2 separate regions of the Homo sapiens genome follow, and region 1 is linked to region 2. A link is an interaction called in ENCODE POLR2A ChIA-PET data of the cell type or tissue named here. Cell type or tissue: K562. All regions are shown on one strand. Links, peaks and the distances in the headings refer to the core of each region. The heading gives the core; the rest is flanking DNA.

The links. ChIA-PET counts read pairs that join two places held together with the same protein. Peaks named below come from ENCODE experiments on the same cell type or tissue, not always from the same donor. Only the 100,000 strongest peaks of a DNase experiment are listed, where the experiment ranks them.
Region 1: POLR2A ChIA-PET joins it to region 2 with 5 read pairs; 4 of 35 experiments call an interaction of 5 or more read pairs at or near these places.

The regions. Positions count from the first base shown.
Region 1 is chr22:21,840,512-21,846,654 of GRCh38, forward strand. All of the region lies in intron 1 of MAPK1 (mitogen-activated protein kinase 1), which reads right to left. Among named protein-coding and RNA genes, the nearest start is that of MAPK1, 24 kb to the right of the region's middle. RefSeq lists a silencer at 5,895-6,095. In K562, for the core only: no CTCF peak of the experiment used is centred there; a DNase peak (open chromatin) is centred at 2,799.
Region 2 is chr22:21,682,523-21,688,665 of GRCh38, forward strand. It overlaps PPIL2 (peptidylprolyl isomerase like 2), which reads left to right. Exons shown (of 20, transcript NM_014337.4): 8 at 1-4; 9 at 660-735; 10 at 2,231-2,391; 11 at 3,961-4,036; 12 at 4,370-4,476; 13 at 5,121-5,210; 14 at 5,551-5,584. Among named protein-coding and RNA genes, the nearest start is that of PPIL2, 20 kb to the left of the region's middle. RefSeq lists an enhancer at 4,354-4,854. In K562, for the core only: no CTCF peak of the experiment used is centred there; no DNase peak of the experiment used is centred there.

The DNA.
Region 1 (6,143 bases), core at 1,683-4,182, 160 kb after region 2:
CCAAGGTGGGCAGATCACGAGGTCAAGATCGAGACCATCCTGGCCAACATGGTGAGACCCTGTCTCTACTAAAAACACAAGAATTAGCTGGGTGTGGTGGCGGGAGTCTGTGATCCCAGCTACTCAGGAGGCTGAGGCAGGAGAATTGCTTGAACCCGGGAGGCTGAGGCTGTGGTGAGCTGAGATCACGCCACTGCACTCCAGCCTGGCGAAAAAGTGAGACTCCATCTCAAGAAAAAACAAAACAAAACAAAAAAACACGCTGAATTGTACACTTTAAACGGGTGAAATGTTTGTAAATTATCTCTCTCTCTCTTTTTTTTTTTTTTGAGACAGAGTCTCTTTCTGTCACCCAGGCTGGAGTGCAGTGGCGCGATCTTGGCTCACTGCAGCCTCTGCCTCCTGGGTTCACGCAATTCTCCTGCCTCAGCCTCCCGAGTAGCTGGGATTACAGGCACACACCACCATGCCCGGCTAATTTTTTTTTTGTATTTTCAGTAGAGACGGGGTTTCACTATGTTGGCCAGACTGGTCTTGAACTCTTGACCTCGTGATCCGCCTGCCTCAGCCTCCCAAAGTGCTGGGATTACAGGCTTGAGCCACCGTGCCCAGCCATAAATTATATCTCAATAAAGCCTTGGTTCTTTTGAAGTTAAGTCCCTGGGGCAAGAAATATACTAGATGAACTTAGAACATATTGTAGTGCCAGGAAGTATGGAGCTAAACATTTTTTTACATGTAAATAATTAAGGTATGTCAAAGGGACACAGAAGCCAACTGAAAGAGCTCCCAATGCCCAAAGCTGGAAAAACATAAGCACCAAAATCGAAGTGCCATTGGGATTGTAACCCAAAATGTAAAATTAATATTCACAAGTCCATAGTGATATATACAAATGGGGAGAAGAGACAATCTCCCAAATAGAAGAATACCAAATAATTTATGTTGATACTACACCATCAAGGAGGTGGAAGATAACTCCCTACTCCTTCAGTGTGGGATACACTTAATGACTTGCTTCCATTGAGTATATTACGCAAAAAGGAGAAAACAGTGAGACACCTGGCAAACACTTTAGCCAGGTGATCAAGGTCAACAACAAGAGTGTTCTGTTGACAGTATATGCCCTTGATGTGATGTGATGAGAATGGCACTATCTTTGTGGTCTTCCTCCCCTCCAAACCCACAACCCCACTTTAATCATGCGAAGAACATTAAGCAAAGCTGGGCATGGTGGACTGTGCCTGTAATCCCTGCTACTTGGGAGACTGAGGCAAGAAGATCACTTGAACATAGGAGCTTGAGGCTGCAGTGAGCTATGATTATGCCACTATACTCCACCCTGGGCGACAGAGTAACACCCTGTCTCTAAAATAAAATTTTTAAATAAAATAAAAAATTTATTTTAAAAAAGTTAAGCCCTTTTTAGTATTTAAATATATTGCTAACAAGTAAAAAAAAATGCATGAATAATGATATGGTTTAAAATTTTTTTTTTTGAGATGGAGTCTTGCTCTGTTGCCCAGGCTGGCGTGCAATGGTGCGATCTCAGCTCACTGCAACCTCCGCCTCCAGGGTTCAAGCAATTCTCCTCCCTCAGCCTCCTGAGTAGCTGGGACTACAGGCATGTGCCGCCACGCCCAGCTAATTTTTGTATTTTTAGTAGAGATGGGGTTTCACCATGTTGGCCAGGATGGTCTCAATCTCTTGACCTCGTGATCCACCTGCCTCGGCCTCCCAAAGTGCTAGAATGATAGGCGTGAGCCACTGCGCCCAGCCGGTTTTAAAATTTTGACTGTTGGCCAGGTGTGGTGGCTCATGCCTATAATCCCAGCACTTTGGGAGACCGAGGTGGGTGGATCGCTTGAGTCCAGGAGTATCAGAGCAGCCTGGGCAACATGGTGAAACCTCGTCTCTACAAAAATTACAAAAATTAGCTGGCTGTGGCACACGTCTGTAGTCCCAGCTACTAAGGAGGCTGAGGTGGGAGAATCACTTGAACCTGTGAGGCAGAGGTTGCAGTGAGCCAAGATCGCGCCACTGTACTCCAGCCTGGGTGACAGAGTAAGACCCTGTCTCAAAAAAATAAAATAAAATTTTTACTGTTTTCAAAGACTGATTAGTGGTCTGGAAAATGATTATACTACTGTGTTGGATCAAAGATTCAGAATACCAAATGATATGATGTATATAAAATGTAATCCCAATTTTACTAGGAAAAAAATGTGCCAGGATGTTGACAGCAGATATCCCTGGGTAGCAGCATTACAGGTGAATGCTTTTTGCATAAATGTGCCTTTCTGTGTTTTCCAAATTTTCTCTAAAGAAAAAAAACTGAGATGATTATCAAACTATATTATTTGGGGATTACAAATTGTAGCAAGTTCAGGAGAAGCACAGATTCATTAGCCCTTGGAACAAAGCTGTTTCAGAATTCAGTATTTTTCAGATTTTAGAAAGGTAATACAGTGCATACATATGTGCATACATCCCTGGCGAGGTCTGGTGTGTACCAAGGAATCCAGCACTGATATTTCTGCAGCAAACATACAAATAATCACACTAGATGGGAAAAATACAGACTATGAATAGTCTCGTGGCAGTCCACGTCAGGTTTTGCCCCAAATGAGCTTACAAAAGATACCCAGAAAGGTCTGAAACCCTGAGCTGCAAATAAAGCACTGTGGACCTGTGGAAGGATCCTGAATGAGGAATGAGTTTCAACCGTTAGAACCAATTCCAGTGGCGACGAGCCCCTCCCTATAGTTTTGCTGAAGTAAGAACACTTTTATTTGTGGTGTGAGGGGTACAGACCATATTTAGAGATGAGAAGACATCAGAGGCAGAAGAAGGGGTAAAGAGAACTCACTTCTTCAGCAAAGGGTAAGGCTGAGCTCTCCTGTCAGAGAGGAGAGTGCAGGGGTCACCAGACAGCACTCTGAGGATCACTATATCTCAACCAAGCCCATCAAGTTTGTACTTCTGATATGTCTGATAATTTACTTGAGTTATGTCATTTAACAGGTCGGCCAAGCCTTGGAGATCTAGTCAGAATGCCTGCATGCATATTTTTAAAATTTAGATGTATACATACTTATAATGGAGAGTAAAGATTCAAAACCCAAAGAATTACTAGGATATTTTTAAAGAACAGGTGAGATTTATTAGGAATAGACATAGTGATCAAATGGTTATAGAAGACAGGAACACAACATTAAGCTCCAGTGTACTTATCCCCTTTATAATGTTGATACTTATGATACAGTATGTAAATAAAATATTACCTACCCTTACATTGTAGCAATAGGCTTACCTTTTAACATGGCTTTGCTACAACCAACAAGGTGGTGTCCACTCTAGGTAGTCCACATTCAGTTTCCAACCATCCCATTAAAATCCCTTCGTCTGTTTTGTGTTGCCATAACAGAATACCACAGACTGGGTAATTTATAGGAAAAGAAATGTATTTCTTATAGTTCCGTAAGCTGGGAAGTCCAAGGTCAAGAGGCCTGCATCTGGCAGAGGCCTTCTTGCTGTATCACCCCATGGCAGAAGGGCAAGCAAAGGCAGGAGCGTAAGAGACAGAGAGGGCCCAACTCACTTTTAGACCAACCCACTCTGTGATAATGACCTAAATCCATTCATGAGGGCAGAACCCCCATAGCCAAATCAGGTCTTTTTTTTTTTTTTCTTTTTTTCTCAGATGGAGTCTCACTCTGTCACCCAGGCTGGAGTGCAGTGGCGCGATCTCAGCTCACTGCAACCTCTGCCTCCTGGGCAGTGTGTTGGCAAGGTTGTGGAGAAACTGGAATCCTTTTGCCCTGTTGGTGGGAATGTGAAAAGGTGCAGCCACTTTGGAAACAGTATGGGAGGCTGAGTTGTGAGGATCACTTGAACTCAGGAGTTTGTGGTTCCTCAAAATTAAACACAGAATTACCATATGATCCAGTAGTGCCCTTCTGGGTTCCTACCCAAAAGAATCGAAAGCAGGGTCCCAAAGAGATAGTTGTACACTTATATTCATAGCAGCCTTATTCACAAGAGGCAAAAGCAACCCAAGTGTTCATCAACAGATGAGTGGTGTGTGTATTTACAATGGAGTATATTGTTCCACCTTAAAAAGGAAATTGTGACACATGCTACAACATGGATGAGCCTTAAGGCCATTATAGTAAGTAAAATAAGCCAATCATAAAAAGACAAACACTGTATGATTCCACTTACATGAGGTACCTAGAGCAGTCAGACTTCATAGAGACAGAAAGTAGAATGGTGGCTGCCAGGGGCTTGGAAGAAGGAAAAATGGAGAGTTATTTAATTGCTATAGAGTTTCAGCATTGCATGATGTAAACAGCCCTGGAGGCCAGGCACGGTGGCTCACGCCTGTAATCCCAGCACTTTGGGAGGCCAAGGCGGGTGGATCACGAGGCCAGCAGATGGAGACCATCCTAGCTAACAGGGTGAAATCCCGTCTCTACTAAAAACACAAAAAATTAGCCAGGCGTGGTGGCGGGCGCCTGTAGTCCCCGCTACTCAGGAGGCTGAGGCAGGAGAATGGCGTGCACCTGGGAGGCTGAGATTGCACCACGGCACTCCAGCCTGGGCGACAGAGCAAGACTCCGTCTCAAAAAAAAAAAAAAAAAAAAGAGCTCTGGAAATTGGTTGCACAATGTGAATCTACTTAATGCTACAGAACAGTACACCTAAAAATAGTTAAGATGGTAATTTTTTTTTTTTTTTTGAGATGGAGTTTTGCTCTTGTTACCCAGGCTGGAGTGCAATGGTGCAATCTTGGCTCACCGCAACCTCTGCCAGCCAGGTTCAAGTGATTCTCCTGGCTCAGCCTCCTGAGTAGCTGGGATTACAGGCATGCACCACCACGCCCGGCTAATTTTGTATTTTCAGTAGGGACAGGGTTTCTCCATGTTGGTCAGGCTGGTCTCGAACTCCCGACCTCAGGTGATCCGCCCGCCTCGGCCTCCCAAAGTGCTGGGATTACAGGCGTGAGCACCTGGCCAAGATGGTAAATTTTGTTATGTGTATATTACCATAATTTTTTAAAAAGGCTCCATGAAATTATCTATGTACATAGGTATCTAGCCTATATCCCACAGTCATTCACTCCAATACTTTATTCTCTACCCCATTCTGGGATGCATAAAGATTGCTCTTAGGATTACATAGTGATTTAGTTAATACAGTCATTTCAACACTCAAAAGACATGATCCTTGTTTCACCAGAGTAAAATGAGACTCTGAGAAGTTACAGGACATGCTCTAAGTCACCCAGCCATAAGTGTCAGAGCTGAATTTTCAAATGCAGTTACTAATTTGATAAATGAGATATGTTACCTTGCTGTTCTTAAAAAGGCTTGTAACTTCAGTGAGGAACTTATTCCTGTCTTCATTCATGTATTCAACTAATATAGAGAAATGAATGGGAAAGTGAAGAGAAGATGAAGACTATTACGGAGATGGCACAGGGTTAGCCAGCCTTATTTGTGTTATGCAGATGGGGAAACAGACCTAGGCAGGAATCTGCCTGATTCAACAAATATTTACTGAGTACCTACTATGTGCAATGTGTATACTAGGTGCTGGGGATACAGCAGAGAACAAAGTCCCCACTCTCAATGAAAGGGGCCAGTCTTTTTATTCATCTTTAGTTAATTTTAAGCACACAACAGCTATCTCAAACTTTCTTCACACTTTCCAAGCCCCTGATCCCTTATGTACTCTTGGCAGATGCCCCACCTTATCTCTTACCAGAACCTAAGGCCAACTAGCATAAAATCCCTTGAGCACACTTAGATTGGCATGCTTTTACTGTGACATCTGTTCCTACAGCACCCTTACTTTCTTCTCTTGAGCTGAGGGTGAAGATCTCTTTCTTTCCCATCTGTAATCTCACAATATGCACAACTACACCAGAGACAATGGAGGCACAATACAGGCCAGAGGTCTGTTCCTCATTCCTTCTGCGGGGCCTTCCTCCAGTGAATATCTCTTCTAACATTGTCAATCATATCCAACAGAAAAAGAGATCTCTCCATTGGTACAAAAACCTACAGCTCCTAAGAAGATTTTGACTCTCACTGCTCAACTTCTCAAATAAAAATTCCTCCACTTTAGTTCTAATTATC
Region 2 (6,143 bases), core at 1,411-3,910:
CCAGGTGAGTGTCCCCTGCCTGCCTGCCCCAGCTGCCTTCAGCACCTGCAGCCAGCCCAGGCCTCTACAGGGCCCTACCCCCACGTCAGGGCCCCTCATATCTGTCCTCAAAGCCACCTGAGGCATCTGAATAGCCACTCTGCAGGCCTGGCTCTGCTTCAGCGCCTCGAGGGCAGGAGCTGGCATGAGCTCTGCAAAGACCCTGTATCTGGCACAGGGTCCCTGCAGGTGTCAGAGAACCCCAAGTGAATTAATGAAAAACACTGACTTAGAAAAGCAGGTGCTGGCTGGAGCGTGGCCTGCTGAGTCAATCACCTCTGTGGCTTGTCCCATTCTAACCAGAGGTCGGCCCACGGCTGCCCACGTTCCGGTCCGATAGCTCCCTAACAGCAATGAATGCTCGTTAGCCATGTGCCTGGAGGAAGGTCACAGCTCAGCCAGCAGCTAGCGAGGCTGCGTCCCCGTCCCTGCCCCTGCCCCTGTTTGCTGCCCTGCCTGGGGCAGACCACCTCCTCCCTCATGCCCTGCTTGACTCCCCCAACCTCAGTGTAGCCCTGGCCTCTTCCACACCTCTGACAGCTGGCCGTCCTTTGCTGCATGTGGCTGCCATTTGGCCGTAGGCTGGGTTCACTCTGCTGGGCATTCTCTTTTTGCCACAGGACCCCACCAATTTGGACAAGTTCAATGTCTCTAACTTCTATCATGTGAAGAATAACATGAAAATAATAGACCCAGGTATGTACACCTAGGGGCTGGGCTAGGCGAGGGGGCTTTTGGATGAAATTGGGACAGTGCTCCCTGGGTAAAGCCCCCGCTTTCCTGGAGGTCAGGGGGTCCCAGCCCAGACAGGCCCTGCATTTTCTGAACTAGTGTTCAGAGAATCTGAGCCAACTGCAGCCTCAGAAACAATGGGCGGGATAGACTTGCTGCCCTGCCAGCACACCTGCTCAGGTTCCCCTGCTCCCTGCAGACTGGCCGGTGCTGTCAGTGGGCAGGTGGTGGGGTGATGGGGTCCTCCTGTTTCCCTGGCCTCTGGTGGCTGTCCTGCAGCCTTGGAGGAGCCAGCAGGACTCATGTTCAGAGGTCACTCGGCCTTGTGCTGCAGAGCAGTGGCCTGGGCACTTTGTGAGCATTGTTTGAACGGGTTTTAGGTAGGCTGAGCACGTGAACTGGGGAAGATTTGAGTCAGGAGAGCCTGAGGTCAGGGTTGGGGCTGGGCCGTGTCTGTGCTCTCTGCACAGGGATGCCGGCCCCTCTCCACAGGGTGGGCTGCTGTCCAAGGCCCAGTAGGCAGCAGGCACCCTCCTGAGTCGGCAAGAATGGGTGATTTCACATCTGGAAAGACCCCCAAACACTTCTATTATTTTAAATAAAAATAACCTTTAAAATTACAGAAGCAAAGCAACTGGGTGTGGTGGCTTATGCCTGTAACCCCAGCACTTTGGGAGGCCAAGGCAGGCGGATTGCTTGAGCTCAAGAGTTCGAGACCAGCCTGGGCAACATGGGGACACCCTGTCTCTACAAAAAATAGAAAAATTAGCTGGGTGTAGTTGGTGCGCCTGTAGCCCCAGCTACTTGGGGGGCTGAGGCAGGAGAATCGATTGAGCCCAGGAGGTGGAGGCTACAGTGAGCTGAGATCTTGCAACCGCTTTCTAGCTGGGGCGACAGAGCTAGACCCTGTCTCAAAAGGCTGGGCGCGGTGGGTCACGCCTGTAATCCCAGCACTTTGGGAGGCTGAGGCAGGCGGATCACGAGGTTACAAGATTGTAACACAAAAAAATTAGCCGGGCGTGGTGGCGGGCGCCTGTAGTCCCAGCTACTCAGGAGGCTGAGGCAGGAGAATGGCGTGAACCTGGGAGGCAGAACTTGCAGTGAGCCGAGATTGCACCACTGCACTCCAGCCTGGACGATAGAGCGAGACTCCATCTCCACAAAAAAAAAAAAAAAAAAAAAGAAAAAAAAAGCAAAGCGTATACTCTAAAAAGATTAGAATATACAGATAAATATAAAATATACAAATCAACCTGAAGTCCATCCTGAGACCCTTGTGAACTGCCTGGGGAGACCTTCAGGCCTGTAGCGGGGCACTGTGGCATTCTGTGGCTGGCAGTGGCACGGTGCCTGCGCCATGGCTGGACGGCCCTGGGCTATTCTAGATCTGTGTCCCCAGCACGTGTGTGGGGAGGCTACTGGGGGCTCGGCGGCTCAGGGCCATGCTACTGTTTTGTAGATGAAGAGAAGGCCAAACAGGACCCGTCTTATTATCTGAAAAATACAAATGCCGAGACCCGAGAGACCCTGCAGGAGCTCTACAAGGAGTTCAAAGGGGACGAGATTCTGGCAGCCACCATGAAGGCCCCGGAGAAGAAGAAAGTGGACAAGCTGAACGCTGTGAGTGGCGGAGGGCACTCGGCCAAGCCCAAGCCCCGTCTTCCTGCCCATCTCATGGCCTCTTGGAGTGGTCCTGGGAAAGGGGCTCATGGGGGCCTGGGATACACGGCAGGGAGGCAGCCAGGATCCCCCAGAGCTGTGGTGCCCCTGATGGCTCTGAGTGCACAGCCCTGGGGCTGCCCTGAGGCAGATAGAATCTGAGAAGGCAGAAGGGGAGGGGCTGATGTCCACACTGGTCGTTGAAGAACCAAGGGGTGTGTGGGGGCATGTAGGGGAGATCCCTGCCACAGAAGGTCTGCCTTGTGCTGTGGTCCCAGCCTGAGCTCAGTAGCCAGGGCAGGCACGTTGAGCGGGCACATGTGGTTCTGTGGTGGCTGGGAGGGCAGGGCCCGATGTGCACTGGGGCCCAAAGCCATGCCAGGGAGAGTTGGGGCGTTTCATGGTCTGCTGCGGTGCTGACGTGGATGGCATGCCTGGGACTGCACGGTGCCACCTGTCTGGGGCTGTCGTGTTTGCTTCTTCCTCCTGTCAGGCAGAGCATGGGGATCTGGAGCTAGGGGGAGGGCAGAGACATGGGCAGGTAGCTCTGAAGTTCTCCTTCTTAAAGAATTATTCAAATTCTGGAAAATTTGAAAAAGAAAGCTTGTTGTCCAGTGTGTCACTCCGTCTAACACACTGCCCTTAGCACTTTGATATATTACTTTTTTTTTTCTTTTGGAAACAGGATCTTGCTATGTTGTCTAAGCTGGTCTTGAATTCCTGGCTTCAAGTGAGAGCCTCCTGCCTTGGCCTCCGAAAGTGCTGGAATTACAGGTGTGAGCCACTGTGCCTGGCTTGTATTTTCTTCTGATGGGAGAAACCCCTTTTTCTTCCTCTATGATAAAAAATAACATTTATTGGGGCTTTTCCCCGACCCCTGATTAAATATGTAATGTGTTTAGTGTAGAAAGTTTGAAACTTTTAAAAAGAAATGAGGCCAGGCGTGGTGGCTCACACCTGTAATCCCAGCATTTTGGGAGGCTGAGGCAGGAGGATTGCTTGAGGCCAGGAGATCAAGACTAGGTTAGACAACATAGTGAGACCTTATCTCTACAAAAAATCAGCCAGGCGTGGTGGCATGCGCCTGTCGTCCCAGCTACTCAGGAGGCTGAGGTCGGAGGGTCACTTGAGCCCAGGAGTTGGAGGCTGCAGTGCACCAGGATCACACACCACTGCACTCCAGCCTGGGTACAGAGCAAGACCTTGTCTCATAAAAAAATTAAAATAAAAATAAATGAGAAGTCAGCCATACACTCCTAACCCTGAGGTGGCCAGTCCTGTGTGGTATTTTATCTCCAGGGTTTCACCTGATATCATAAGAGTCGGGATCCAGTGGAGGCCAGGGGACCCTGGCTTGGCCTAGCCTTGGCTTCTTCCTCCTGCTGGTTGGGGAGGCCCTCCTGGAGGAGAGGCACCAAGCAGGGCCTGGGGGGCAGGGGTGGCGTGTGGTTGGCTTCTAGGCAAGCGACACGTCCCCACCCAACTGCCTCCCATGGCACTGCTGAGGTGCCACCCTGGTTTCCTTGGCAGGCCCACTATTCCACAGGGAAGGTCAGCGCTTCCTTCACCTCCACCGCGATGGTCCCGGAGACCACACATGAAGCAGGTAGCCACCTTGGCCTCTGTAGCCACCTGCCATGTGACCCAAAAGTGGCAGGGGGTGGGTGTGCTCCCCGACTCCCACTTTATTGGTCTGTCAGGGGCTCCCACTGTCACCTGAGCCCCTAGTCCTCCCCCTCTTAGCTGCTGAACCCCTGCCAGCCCCATGAGGCTGGGGTGAGCCTGTGCGTGGCCTAAGCAGACCCTCGGCCTCCAGCTCCCCTGCTCTCCCCAGAGCTGGAGCCTAGTCCCCGCCTGTGTGTCTGAGGTCGGTGCTGCCTGGCATGGTGGGGCTGCCCCAGGGTGAGGGCAGGGGCTGAGCTGGGACCTTGGCTTGTAGCTGCCATCGACGAGGATGTGCTGCGCTACCAGTTTGTGAAGAAGAAGGGCTACGTGCGGCTGCACACCAACAAGGGCGACCTCAACCTGGAGCTGCACTGCGACCTGGTGGGTGTGGAGGCCAGCCACTCCCCATGCCCCAAGGTCATCTCTGGGTCATCTGACAGCCATGTCTTAAATATAGGGCTGCCACTGGTATGTGCTTGTTGTAGGAAATTCAGCCTGTCACTAGGCGGGACCCGCAGCAGTGCCCTGTGTCCTTCCTAGGGGGCCGCGTTGGCAGCATGGCCTGCGCACAGGTGCCAGTGTCTCAGAGAAGGGGCCAAGCCGCACCTGCTGCTCTGCCCACACTTCTCCCATGCGCTGTACTCTGGGCCGTGCGGCTGCACGGGTCCTGTTGCTTAATGTTGTGGGTCCATCCGTGCCCAGTGTGGCTGGGCAGCTGACTCTGCTACATGTTAAAGACCAGCCTGGCCAACATGGGGAAACCCGTCTCTACTAAAACTACAAAAATTAGCCAGGCATGGTGGCGCATGCCTGTAGTCCTGGCTACTCGGGAGGCTGAGGCAGGAGAATGTCTTGAACCTAGGAGGCGGAGGTTGCAGTGAGCCAAGATCGCGCCACAGCACTCCAGCCTGGGCAACAGCAAGACTCCACCTCAAAAAAAAAAAAAAAAAAAAAGCCTCCTGTGGCTGTGGTGAGCTGCCTTTGGCAGCTCTCTGCTTCATACAAGTATTGGGGCTATGTTGCAGACACCAAAAACCTGCGAAAACTTCATCAGGCTTTGCAAGAAGCATTATTACGATGGCACCATCTTCCACAGATCCATCCGGAACTTTGTGGTGAGTGACGAGAGTCACTGGCTGCACAGATGAGCTTGGTGGGACATCGGGGGCTGGGTGGGCTTGTCCCTGCCCCATCCCAGGGCCCTGGCCCATCCCACGGTGGCCAGGATGAGTCCAGTTGGTGATCCTCTGTTGGGGAACCCATAGACTGACCCTTGAGGCCCCAGCCCATCCAGAACTGGGTTCACAAAGGGAGGTGGCTGGGAGGGCCCCTCATTATCACCAAGAGCCCAGCCCCTGTGTGGAGCCATCTGGCAGGAGGGGTGTCCTTCAGTCAGGCAGGCGGTGGGCCTCGGGTCTCAGAGTGTGACTTGCTCACTGGCTTTTGTTTTCACAGATCCAAGGGGGCGACCCCACAGGCACAGGCACGGGTAGGTACTGGTGCTGGGCCCCTCTCTGGGCACTTTGGCTGCTCCGTGGGGCATGAGGGGGTAGCTGGGCAGGGGTTGTGCACAGCTCAGACATGGAATCTGCTAGACCAGGGTGGAACGACTGGCAGCCATCAGTGCTGTGCCCCCTCAGGCCTGGCCCTCAGTTTTCTCATTTCCAGGTGGCTGTGAGGCCTGCATGGTAGAGGAGGCAAGAGTGTGTGGTCTCTTCCCTGGGCCCCTGGGGTCTGCCTCAGACTGAGGCCAGCCCTCCCTCCTGCAGCCTCTCCAAGCCCCTCAGCCTGGCAGCTGCTTGGGTCCAGATCCCCCAACCTCTGTATTCCCATAGCTTGAGTGATGATGATGGTGGCCTTGACTCTTTAATCCCTGTCCCGGGGCAGGCCCCAGGCGGGGCTGGGGTGAGTGGGCAGCAGCCTGCCTGTTTGGAGGCGTGGGGGCTCCAAGGGACCCAGGAGTTGGTGGCGTGGGGCTGGGAGCCTCCCTATCAAGTGCCCCTGCCCCAGGCTGGGCTCAGCAAGGCCCTGATGCCCCTCGGGACTCT